Linked DNA regions of Homo sapiens: all the other regions are linked to region 4. Evidence: chromatin contacts called from ENCODE Hi-C or POLR2A ChIA-PET data. All regions are on one chromosome and are shown on one strand. Each heading gives the region's core, a stretch centred on a gene start or an enhancer-like site at or near the end of the contact. The rest is flanking DNA. Distances are from core to core; before and after follow the strand shown. Region 1 overlaps COMMD1 (copper metabolism domain containing 1). Region 2 has its middle 100 kb from the start of MIR5192. Region 3 holds the start of XPO1 (exportin 1). Region 4 holds the start of AFTPH (aftiphilin).

Region 1 (2,700 bases), core at 37-2,536, 2.4 Mb before region 4:
TTCAGGGCATGGTCATGGGCAAAGATTTCATGACGAAATCACCAAAAGCAATTGAAACGAAAGCAAAAATTGACAAACGGGATCTAATTAAAGAGCAAATTCTTAATGAAATCTCATCTTAGTTGTTGATGTTGTTGTTCTTCCTCCTCCTTCTCCTACTCTTCTGCCTACCTCCCTCCCTCCCTCCTTCCCTTCCTTGCATTCTTAAGATATCAAAGTGCTACCATATAAGATATTTCAAGACCAGGCACGGTGGCTCACGCCCGTAATCCCAGCACTTTGGGAGGCCGAGGCAGGTGGATCACGAAGTCAGGAGATTGAGACCATCCTGGCTAACATAGTGAAACCCCATCTTTACTAAAAATACAAAAAATTAGCTGGGCATGGTGGCACACGCCTGTAGTCCCAGCTACTTGGGAGGCTGAGGCAGGTGAATTGCTTGAACCTGGGAGGCAGAGGATGCAGTGAGCCGAGATCACGCCACTGCACTCCAGCCTGGGCAACAGAGCGAAACTCCATCTAAAAAAAAAAAAAAAAAAATCAGTATCAAATGGTAATAGAAAATATCAAATATTGGTTCTAGCTTATCCTATTATTTAATACTTGGAGGGCAACCTTCTTACCAACCTAGGCATGATGACAGGCCTTGCTCTGCTCAACCTTGGAGTTTGTATTTGGTGATTCTATGCTTCGGCAGTCTGAAGAGACTTAGCTTTATGTGTGTACTGTTGGCTTTGTGAACCAGAAGAAATAGTGATTGAGACCAGTAAATAAAATAGGAAATGAAGAAACGATACCCTACATAGAAAATATTGGAAATATCAGAAGAATTAATATAATAACCTCTCTCTCCTCTTGCCTGAACCCAACTGTAAGGAGTGACACAATTTTTTGAGAACAGCCCCACAGGACATGGAATAAGACAGAGAAGGGAAGATAATGAATAGGAAAGGACAAATGGAAAATAATCAGCACAGTTTTCAGGAAAATATAAAATTTTAATTGGGGCCAGTGGTTCCTTAGGAAGGAAGTTGGGTGATCTTTTGCTACAGAGAAGCTATTTCTGGGATTCCAGGTCTCTTGAAGTAAAGGAGCAGTATCAATGATAATTGTAAGAAAGCCACAGAAAGTGTGGGAATGAGTGGTGAACACAGGTTTACTTATGAAGATGTTTTGAACTTCTCTGGCAGGCAATGTTCAGTGCTACTGGGTTTCTTATTTATTATTTAATTGCCCTTCAAGGAGCCATTGCCAATTTTAATGTCTGCCATATGTGTTCATTCTTGAGTGCTTGCTCTCCCTCTTCCTCTTTCTCTCTTTCTCTCCCCTCCTTCCGCTGTGGTTAAACACAGAAGACAGTTGCAGAGTTGTGGGTCAAAGGGTTATTTTAAGCATATGAAAGGACAGCCCAAACAGAGGATAGGCTTTATGGCCAAAGTTTGTGCTCAATAAAGAGTCCCTTTGAGCCGGGCGCCGTGGCTTACGCCTGTAATCCCAGCACTTTGGGAGGCCGAGGCGGGTGGATCACGAGGTCAGGAGATCGAGATCATCCTGGCTAACACGGTGAAACCCCTTCTCTACTAAAAATATAAAAAATTAGCCGGGCGTGGTGGTGGGTGCCTGTAGTCCCAGCTATTCAGGAGGCTGAGGCAGGAGAACGGCGTGAACCCGGGAGGCGGAGCTTGCAATGAGCCGAGATCGCGCCAGTGAGCGAGACTCTGTCTCAAAAAAAAAAAAAAACAAACAAAAAAACAAACAAGAGTCCCTTTGTGTCAACAAATGAAATTAAAAGAAAAATCTGGGGTAATAAGCTTTATGAAACATAGCCAGCTTTATGTGACTTTTTTTTTTTTTTTCTTTTTTGAGATGGAGTCTCAATCTGTCGCCCAGGCTGGAGTGCAGTGGCGCAGTCTTGGCTCACTGCAACCTCCCTCTCCCAGGTTCAAGTGATTCTCCTGCGTCAGCCTCCCAAGTAGCTGCGATTACAGGTGCACACCTATGTGGCCTTTTTGAATCAGTATTGGTTAGTGAAATTCTAAGGCATCCTTTCCCACTCTCACCCTCCATCCCCCAAATTTATCATTTTTAAAAGAAAACACAAGACATTAGAGCCAACATTGCCAATGTTGTATTATAATCCTAAATATGATCCATAAATTAGAGGATAAAGCGTTGTGAAAATTTTGCATGGGAAGTAGTATTACTGTAGAAAATATAGGACTGTTGTTTTATTTTATGTTGAATTTGTTCTAAATGGTTCTATTCAAGTATTTAATATGTGATAAGTCTTTTATTTTCTAGTTTAAGCATTTTGTCACTGTAGTATTGTTTTGCAGAAGAATTGCTCAGAACCTAGTTAAGGAGGTTTTTAAAATGGACAATAATACTCAAAGAGGTTATTTAGTGTGTAGATGGATAAAACCAAACATTTGCTTACTAACAGCCTTCAGTTATTCTGTAAACTAATAATCAATTATGCTCTCTAACCTTGCTAGGAAGTGAGTTAAAGCTAAAGCATTAAAGATTTAGGCTTGACCAGTAAGTTTCCTGAGGAGTGTTGAGTGGTTACCAGGGAAGGAGTTCATTAGGAATATGTGAGATGGCCTTGTCAGGAGGTGTTAGAGCTGGCTCGGTTTTTTTGTTGGTTTGGAGAGGGAATCCTCTCACGGATTTTGTCATAGGATTTTGTGGCTTTTTAAC
Region 2 (2,700 bases), core at 60-2,559, 2.2 Mb before region 4:
GTGGCAGTGCAGTCAGACAATTCACAGAGGCCAGACGGGACAGGGAGAACTGGAGCTTCTGAGTCTTATTATCCAACCAGCCAGGCAGTGGGGGTGGGCTTCGCTCTTCTCTGCAGAGAGGCCTCCAGAAGCAACCTTATCTCAGGCACAGCTTATGAAGCTCTTTCCTGTGAGCCAGCCACCAGTGTGCTCAAATCTTAACAAACAGCATGACCTTTACTTAATAAAGGCCTGGGGGAAAGCCAGGGCAAGCGTTCCCACTTTAAAGTGCTTCATAAACGACGTGGCACCTGCAGTCACAAGGATGACATGATTAGCCTGCTGTCACCTGAGTCATTTTTTCCAGATGTGGTGAGGGGCAAGGCAGCCAGCTGGTGTCATGGAAAAAGCTCTGGATTCGAGTCTCGGTCAGATGTTGGCTACCCACTCAAACTGCTGCCGTGGCAGCCCTGCCTCCTTGCACGGCCGTTTCACATCTCTGATGTGGGAGATGAAGAGGGGTATGATCCATGCCTGGTATTTTGCAAACAGAATGCATGCATTCATAGATATGAGAGCACTGAAAAAACCCAAGCTCTTGATTCGGCAGCCAGACTGTGTAGGGGGATGTTCACTAGACTTGGTGTTTAAAGACTCAGGTAGGATCCAAGCTAATTCTATTTTTTTTTTTTTTTTTTTTTTTTTGAGACAGAGTCTCCCTCTGTCACCCAGGCTGGAGTGCAGTGGTGCGATTTCGGCTCACCGCAACCTCCACCTCCCGGGTTCAAGCAATTCTCCTTCCTCAGCCTCCCAAGTAGCTGGGATTACAGGCATAAGCCCCCAGCCTGGCTAGTTTTTTGTCTGTTTGGTTGGTTGTTTTTGTTTTTGTTTTTGTATTTTCAGTAGAGATGGCATTTCACCATGTTGTCCAGGCTGGTCTCGGACTCCTGACCTCAAGTGATCCGCCCACTTCAGCCTCCCAAAGTGCTGGGATTATAGGTGTGAGCCACCATGCCCAGATGGATCCAAACTAATTCTTAGTCATGTAAATCTAAGCAAGTGACTTAGTGTCTCCGGATCTCAGTTTTCTCCACTGTGGAATGGAATGGTTATAATCACCCTGCACCCGGCTCTCCTGAGAGGTAGATGAAATCAGATGGGGATGCATGGGAAGTGCTGTGGGGGCGGCGTACTCCGATGTTATTTGATGCTGTCTAAGGTTAAGCCTTCTTATTTGGGCTACTAGGGCAGAGCCCATCTGGGCCTCCCAAGTCCATTCTCTTTCAAGAGAAGAGAGCAGCTGCCAGTTGCCCTGGTAACCCAGACCAGCAGCAGGCTTCCTGCAGGGACTTTCCTGCCCTGGCACAGTTGTCAGTTTCCCTTCTCAACCTTAGCTGAGGCCGAAAGTGTGGTGGAGACACAGGTTTCTCAAGCAGGGCCCTCAGCAGAGCACACCGTGCCCACTGGCATTATTGCCACAACTTCTCCTTGCTTTGTGGAAGAGAATCTGGTTACACATCTTACTGGTTTTTCTGCTTTCTTTCTGTGACTCATCATGTTTGTGAATATTTCAGGTAAACACTTGGAGGGGGCAGCCTTCTTGGCTCAGTTTTCTGCTCTCTGTGTTCTCTGTGCCAGGCTGGTGACCCTCCTCTCTGTGTCCAGCCCCCTGTCCCCTGGAAATAGGTAAGGCATCTGAGATTGCTGGCTGCCTCGTCTGTCTTCAGCCAGGACCTGAGGGGTTTGTCTCTGTAGCAGTGGAGTTCATTCACTGCTATCCTTTGTGAAGAGTGGAAGCTGCCCATTTCTCCCCTGCCCTTCCTGACAGGAAACTAGCACTGGCTGAAATTTCTCCAGGGCTGACCTGCCTCTCGGTGTCCTGGTCCCATGTTCAATATAAAAGTCCTATGAATCGCCACAGTCTTCAGGAGTAACACTTCCTATTCCCAGAAAGTCAGGACCAGCCTGGGAGGACTTCGCACCTTCCTGGGATTTGCTCTTTTGACCATCCCCTATCTGTTTTCCTGTAATTATCTGCTGTGAAACTTACAAAACTAAAATGCCATGAGTGCTTATCTACGGGGCAACCAAAAAAGAGAAGGCCTTGAACCTGAGTCCCTCTGTACATGTGGGTTTCTATGAGGGGTGGGTAGGCACTGCCTGATGAGGGGGCAAGAAAGCCTAGAGCTGACAGGGCACCAGGGAGGGGCCGAGGAGCCTGCCTAGCAAGGAGACCTGTGGGCGAGTCCCTGATCTGTGCCAGCCAGGAAGTTGTAGAAGGCAGGGAGCAGTTGCCATGCTTATGTGATTCTTGTAGGAGTGGTCCCTGAGATTAGTTGGAAAGGCCCTTTATCAAGGATCGGAGCGCTATCCAAACTCTTGGTTCACAGGAATAATAAGTGTAAAAGCATGTAACATCCCTCGTAGCTGTCCTTTATCGACGTTTCCTCTGTGCCCTGCCTTATCTCATGCTCATGTTAAACCTGGGAGGTGGTAGTTTTATCATCACCATTTTACAGAAAAGGAAAACCAAAGAGCAACCACGTGGGCTAGGAATGTCGCATCCGAGTGGCTTTTACAGAAGCGTGCTAGATGCCAGGTGCCCTGCAAGGTGCTTTCCCAAGTACCATCTGGAATCCTCAGAAGAGGTCTGTGGGGTAGGCTCTATTATCCCTGCTTTATAGGTGAGGCCCATAAGGTCTGCAGAAGGTGATGTGCCCA
Region 3 (2,700 bases), core at 139-2,638, 3.0 Mb before region 4:
CTACAAGACGGAATCCCATGTGCAGGCCCCTGAAAAACTGATCTTTCCTACTTCACATGCCACTCTGCAAAACCGGAGAGCTTTCGAGTTTCCTTGCTGGAGGAACAGGGAGTCGGCAGCCCCTCCCTCCCCCATCCCAAGCTCTCCACCGAGGGGGCCACGTGATGCAGGCGGACGTTTCAATGCTGCTGCACTAAATATTTCTGGAAACTTCCACTCCTAATAATTTACAGAGATGTTCCTGAAATCACCCCAACTTCTCCCCAGCCCCAGGGGCTGGGGAACCCCTCCCACCCCGCGCGGGGCCCCGCTTCACTATCACACTCCTCGCCTTCCTCCACCGCCACCCGCACACGCGAATGACCCAGCAAGCGCTCCCCTCCCGAGGCCGCCTCCCCGCCTCCATCCCCCAGCGGCAAAAGCGGCTCCATTCAATCGCAGGCTCCGCTGTGGGCCCGCCGCGCCCCCGGCCCGCCCGCCGCCTCCCGGGCTCGCTTCCCGCGGCCGCCGCCGCCGCGCCCCACGCCGGCCTCCTCCCGCCCGCCCGGCCGCGCCGCCGCCCGACCCTCGGCCCCGAAGACACAGTCGACTTACCCAGAGATTGAACCAACTGCTCCTTCCTTCCTCGTTGGGGGATTAGGGCGAGGGAAGGTGGGGAGGGGGGAGAGGGGACGAATCAAGGTGGGTTTCAGTTTTCCCACCTCAAAAAAGGAAATTAAAAAAACGGACAGGAAAAGGGCAAAAAGAGCTCAATAATATTTACTATTTCAGGGACGCTTCCCCCAACACACACACACACACACACACACACACACACCCGCCCCCCCCCAAAAGGGGAATTAATCTGGGGAATAAATGCTCCCGCCCGGCTGGGGAGTGAGGGAAGGGGGAGGGAACGGGGTCAAGTCCCAAAGATTCAGCCCCAGGGGGACCCTCCAGCCACAGGCAGCAGCAGAAGCGGCAGGAGTAGGGGGTGTAGAGTCCACACGGCCGGGGAGACGCTCTGCTGCCAGTTGCAGTCCGACTCCCCCCTACCAAAACACGGCTCCCTCTCTCACGCGGCTCCGGCGCTGGCCCCCCCCCCCCCAAGGCTCGCCTAAACTTTCCCCCCTTCTCTTGTTCCTCAGCGACTGGTGGTTCCCCCCTCCCCCTCTGGGTGGTTGCACGGACTGCAGCAGCAAAGACTGGAACAGGCACCGCCGCCGGGGCTGTAGCTACTGTTGCTCTTGCTGATGCTGTAGCTCCCGCTGCTCCTGCCGCGGCCGCTGCAGCCGCTTCTCCCCCTCCTCCTAGTGCCTCAAACTCGGAACCGGTTGAAACCGGTTCAGACTGGGAGATTCCATCTCGGTTGAGTTTTCAGCCCATGGCGCCGCGGAGCGTTTGGAACCTGGGCCTCCGCCCCCAGCCCGCCCTCCTATTGGTCAGTTCCAGCTACAGCCGCGCCATGAGCCTATCTCTCATTGGCCCGAGCGCCAGTCAATCCCGCCTCACGGCTCCACACGAGCCCGCCGCTTCGGCCCCTACCTCTTTTCAGCAGCGATTTGCCCGCAGAGTGGGGGAGGGGAAGTGGGGAGGGTCGAAAGGCAAGAGGAGAGGGGTGGAGGAGGAGGAGGTGGGACGAAGAGCAGGGATGAGTAGAAAAGAGAGCGAAGGAAAGCCGCGTGGAGGATTCGTTCGAACGAGCTGTCAATCAAGAGCAGCCCGCCCTCGAGCTCTCGACTTCCCTTCCCCCTGCGGCCCTCTCCCTCCCGGTGCCTAGTTCGCAGGCCCGGCCTTTCTCGCCCGCTCATTGGCTGGGCCTCTTCGGTGACGGAGAGGGTGGGGCGCAGCTCGTGAGCTGGTGGCGGCGCGAGTTTGATCGGGGCGCGCGGCAGCGTTCTCTTTGCTTCCCCCGGACTCGGCCGGCCCGCCCCCACCGGCTCCCGCCAACCTGCGGGGGCCTGAGCCCGCGGGAATCAGGATCCGCCCTTCGGATGGGGGCTGCGTTCGGAAAAGGGAGGGCACACCCAGTTTTGAACTCTGGAAGGGGTGGAGAAAAGAGGGAAAAAGAACGCTTCCGAGGCCAATTTTAGGCCCCAGACCTCTCTAATCCATTTTAGAGGCCTGGTTTTGGGGCCAGGTAGCTGAGAGAGGGGTTGGGGTGAGGCGCAGGGCGTGCATTCTTGGCGCCTCGTGATCTTCTCAGGGTGTCGGAAAAGATATCGAAATACTTCTTGGGAAAGTCTCCTTAAAATTTCAACTCTGTCTCTCCAGGCTGGAATTTGGCTGCTTCAACAAGCAACCTTTCCTGAAAACCAAAACATTGTAATCCCAAGTGATTGGTTTGACAGCGCATGTTTTGGCTGGCTGAGCTTGCATGCCAACTGCGTCCCACCTGGTGCCCTTGATCTGCAACACTCAGATTTTCCTTTTACCCTAGCTGCACTTCACGTACTAAATCATCATCAAATAGTATTTTCTGTGAAAGTCACATGCACGTTGCCTTTCACGTGGTTGCCTCTCGTTTGTTCCCAAGCGTCCTCCAAATCAGCTTTACAGATTGTTCTTTGCTTAAGAGCAAATAGCCCACCAAAATTTACTAGGCCCTTTGTGCCACCAAGAGGTAGATAAATGATTTATTGAATTAATAACAATTTTCTTTAGCAAATGTTCATCCACGATGGACTATGGCTAACCTCAAAGCACCACTTATTCTAACTC
Region 4 (2,700 bases), core at 67-2,566:
TGAGCAATAACACAAAATCCAGCATAACCACAAAGCAATTGATACTCCCATTTAAAGTGATGCAGTCTCCGTATATCTTACAGCGATTGAATAGTAAAGAGACAAATGCGGGTCCATTGGAGCGCTCCGAGTTAATTTGTCTAGAACATTGCAGAGGCGGGATAAATCGTGATGAACTGCTATTGTCCTTATCTTTCTCCTGATTTGTATAATTCCTCCACCCAAAGGGGTGGACACTTCTCTGTGCCTGAGGGGATGTTTTCCATTCTTGTTTCTTTGCGTAACTGCTGAGCTTTGCTGTTTTGGAACTATTTTAAATTATTCAAATTACTGATGCAGACGTTTGGCAAATATGGGCAGAATGAGGGGCCGGCGGGGGTCATGATTTGTAGGACCCCGGGCTCATCATCCGAGACAGTAATCATAATCCTGTAGCCTTGTAGTCTGATTGTTACACTGGCAGGTGTTCTAACAGATATTCATTGTAAAGGAGGAGGAAAGGTAATATTTTTATTACCTTTATATAAATAACAGTTGATTATATAAATAATCAACTGTTCAGGACTGATGATGGAAACAAAATCGGTTACGACCTCTGTTCCAGAAATGCGTTTGAATGCATAAGTTTATGGTGATCTCTTTAGCTTCACTAGATATTCTCCGTAAGGGTCTATGAAAAACGACCACCTTCTCCATCCATTAGCCAAATTCCGGACTACTATTTTCTTGTCGGTCTCGAAGACGATTTGTCAGTTTGGCGGCTGCTTTCCCACCTTAAATTCTATTTATCGCAACCTCTTGTTATTTGTTAAATATCAGCTTCTTCCTCTGTCGGCATAAATTTAAAAAGAGGAAGAGACAGGCTGTGAATGAAAAAGTCGTTTTTCGGGGCGAAAAGGGCAAGCTGACGAATGCTCTCTAGTAGGTTTTTGGTAAAAATGTGGTTCTATATTTCCAAACCTTTACAATTTTATTTGGAGAGCAAGAGACTTAATCCGGTCTTGAGCTGAACGTTAACCGGCTGAAAGGAGCACCTGTCCTTCGCCAGGAGCGCAGCCTCAACCGGCGCCTGAGTGCGGGAAGACGTCTATCCCCCTACAGCTCTATGACTCGCAAGGAAGTAAAAGGAAAGGGCAGCTTGCCCGCACCCAAAATGGCGGTCGGCGCTCTGCACGACAGCGCCTGCGCAGGGATAAGCGTTCTGTGACACCAATTCCCCTGGAGTGTCCTCCCCCACCCCACAGCACCCACCAGCGCCCGGTCCCGACCTAGCCACCTGCGCCCGGAAGTGACGTGTCGGCGGCAGCGGTTCCCCCGCTGCATGATGGGAGAGTGTGTGGAGTGGGCGGGGGGTCTCCGCGGAGGAGGTGGAGGAGGCGGCGGCGGCGGCGGAAGAGGGCGGAGGGTAGTGGGATGGGGGTCCCGCGGCAGCGGTGAAACTCCGGGTGGGCGTCCATGGTGCTGCTGCGCTGACAGGGCTGTGAGCAGCCGGCCTTCCGCTCTCACCAGTTCCGCGTCGGAATAGACGGTCCTTCCCCGGGGAGTCAGTTCCTCCCCGGGCCCCTGAGCCATGCCCATCGCAGCCGCCCCGAAGGAGCCAGGTAAGCGCCGCCGCTCCGCTCCCCTAGCTGCGCCGGGGAAAGAGGGTGCGGGGACCAGGCCCGGCCCAGCAGCCAGACCCTCACCCGGGCCGGGAGCATCTGCCCGCCGCGGAGCCGGGAGCTGTGAGGACGGAGCTGGCTCTGCGGGCCTGCGGGCTCCCGGCTCTGCTCTCTTCTGCGGCGAGTGCGGGAACGCCGCTGGTGGCGCCCGAAGCGCACGGCCCCCTCCTCGCCATCCCGGGCACCGGCCGGGTAAGTGGGAGTCCTTCCCTCCCCGGCCACCGCCGGCTCTCCCTGCCCCTTTGCTTCCACCTCCCAAAGCTCCGCGCTGGCTGCGTTCTCCAGGGAGCTGTTCAGAAGTTTGGGGCTTTGCTTGGGCTTCTTCGCTCTCCTTCCCCCTCCCTCGTGACAGGTGTAAACACTGCCTCCTTCACCGAGGCCCGAGGCTGGCCGCGACCTGAGTGTGCTGCTTCCAAGGGTCTCTGAAGCAAGCGAATTTGGAATCCTCCAACAGGCAGAGGGGACAGCCCCAAAGCTCACGCATCCCTTCCTCAGAGTACCTTTTCTGCTGTCTTCTTGCACTCTTCAAGAAATTATCTGCGTCTCCTCTCCAGTTTGCGTTTGAAAAGTTGGACCATATTCCTTAAGTGCCTGGTTTGGCAGGTGCTGCGTCTTGCTTGGGGCAGAGGCAGAGTATGGAGTGAGGGGTGGTAGGGTCCTTGCTCTATTAGGAAAGTAATGGGGATAGCAAGGTTTTTTTTTCCTTGTTGCTTTGTGCAAGTTATAGCTTGGTTATACTGAATCTTTTCTGTTGGGGCCGAGGGAAGAACTGACTCATACATGTAAATTTTTTACTGGGCGGGGGGATGAAACAAAAGTAATGGTTCCGTTTCAAAGTTCTCACTTTAGGAGAAGTAAAGTAGAACTTTGGTTTTCAACTTTTCCTACAGTGTAAGTCTTCCTTCCACCTCCTATTCCGAGGATTTTATTTGGTGGAGGGGAGACACAGAGTTTATCTTTGATGCTACACTTAATTGTTGCTTTCAGTTAACCTCTTAGACATTAAAATATATGCTAAACTCTAGGGACAACAAATGTT

What was found. Hi-C counts contacts between places; a loop is a spot of excess contacts on that map. ChIA-PET counts read pairs that join two places held with the same protein, here RNA polymerase II (POLR2A). Pooled maps may share reads with other maps.
Region 1: a map with no recorded cell type shows a loop between it and region 4 (12-fold over the local background). The contact joins the enhancer-like site here to the promoter of AFTPH in region 4. A Hi-C loop is called at or near these places in 1 of 37 single-sample maps with no recorded cell type. POLR2A ChIA-PET finds 5 or more read pairs at or near these places in 1 of 52 experiments (WTC11).
Region 2: a pooled map shows a loop between it and region 4 (3-fold over the local background). The contact joins the enhancer-like site here to the promoter of AFTPH in region 4. A Hi-C loop is called at or near these places in 1 of 37 single-sample maps with no recorded cell type and 2 of 50 pooled maps. POLR2A ChIA-PET finds 5 or more read pairs at or near these places in 2 of 52 experiments (GM10248 and H1).
Region 3: a loop to region 4 is called in a map of naive thymus-derived CD4-positive, alpha-beta T cell, with 25 times the contacts of the local background. The contact joins the promoter of XPO1 here to the promoter of AFTPH in region 4. A Hi-C loop is called at or near these places in 2 of 168 maps with a recorded cell type or tissue (both naive thymus-derived CD4-positive, alpha-beta T cell) and 9 of 50 pooled maps. POLR2A ChIA-PET finds 5 or more read pairs at or near these places in 1 of 52 experiments (Caco-2).

The regions. Positions count from the first base shown.
Region 1 is chr2:62,128,430-62,131,129 of GRCh38, forward strand. All of the region lies in intron 2 of COMMD1 (copper metabolism domain containing 1), which reads left to right. Among named protein-coding and RNA genes, the nearest start is that of B3GNT2, 66 kb to the right of the region's middle. RefSeq lists a silencer at 1,171-1,371 and an enhancer at 1,222-1,271. Within about 2 kb of position 1,287, at least 3 of the 41 ENCODE cell types and tissues checked have a DNase peak (open chromatin) inside an H3K27ac peak, as active enhancers do.
Region 2 is chr2:62,305,607-62,308,306 of GRCh38, forward strand. No RefSeq gene overlaps it. Among named protein-coding and RNA genes, the nearest start is that of MIR5192, 100 kb to the left of the region's middle. RefSeq lists enhancers at 1-205, 206-731, 297-366, 407-476, 1,197-1,486. Within about 2 kb of position 1,310, at least 18 of the 41 ENCODE cell types and tissues checked have a DNase peak (open chromatin) inside an H3K27ac peak, as active enhancers do.
Region 3 is chr2:61,536,968-61,539,667 of GRCh38, forward strand. It overlaps XPO1 (exportin 1), which reads right to left and starts at 1,389. Exons shown (of 25, transcript NM_003400.4): 1 at 595-1,389. RefSeq lists enhancers at 1-19, 1,114-1,373, 1,942-2,700 and a silencer at 1,864-2,003.
Region 4 is chr2:64,523,012-64,525,711 of GRCh38, forward strand. AFTPH (aftiphilin) reads left to right here and starts at 1,317. Exons shown (of 10, transcript NM_203437.4): 1 at 1,317-1,601. It overlaps AFTPH-DT (AFTPH divergent transcript), which reads right to left and starts at 1,144. Exons shown (of 1, transcript NR_136167.1): 1 at 1-1,144. MIR4434 (microRNA 4434) reads left to right here and starts at 2,502; the gene lies at 2,502-2,554. RefSeq lists enhancers at 874-1,093, 1,195-1,695, 1,696-2,196 and silencers at 1,294-1,453, 1,484-1,563, 1,574-1,823.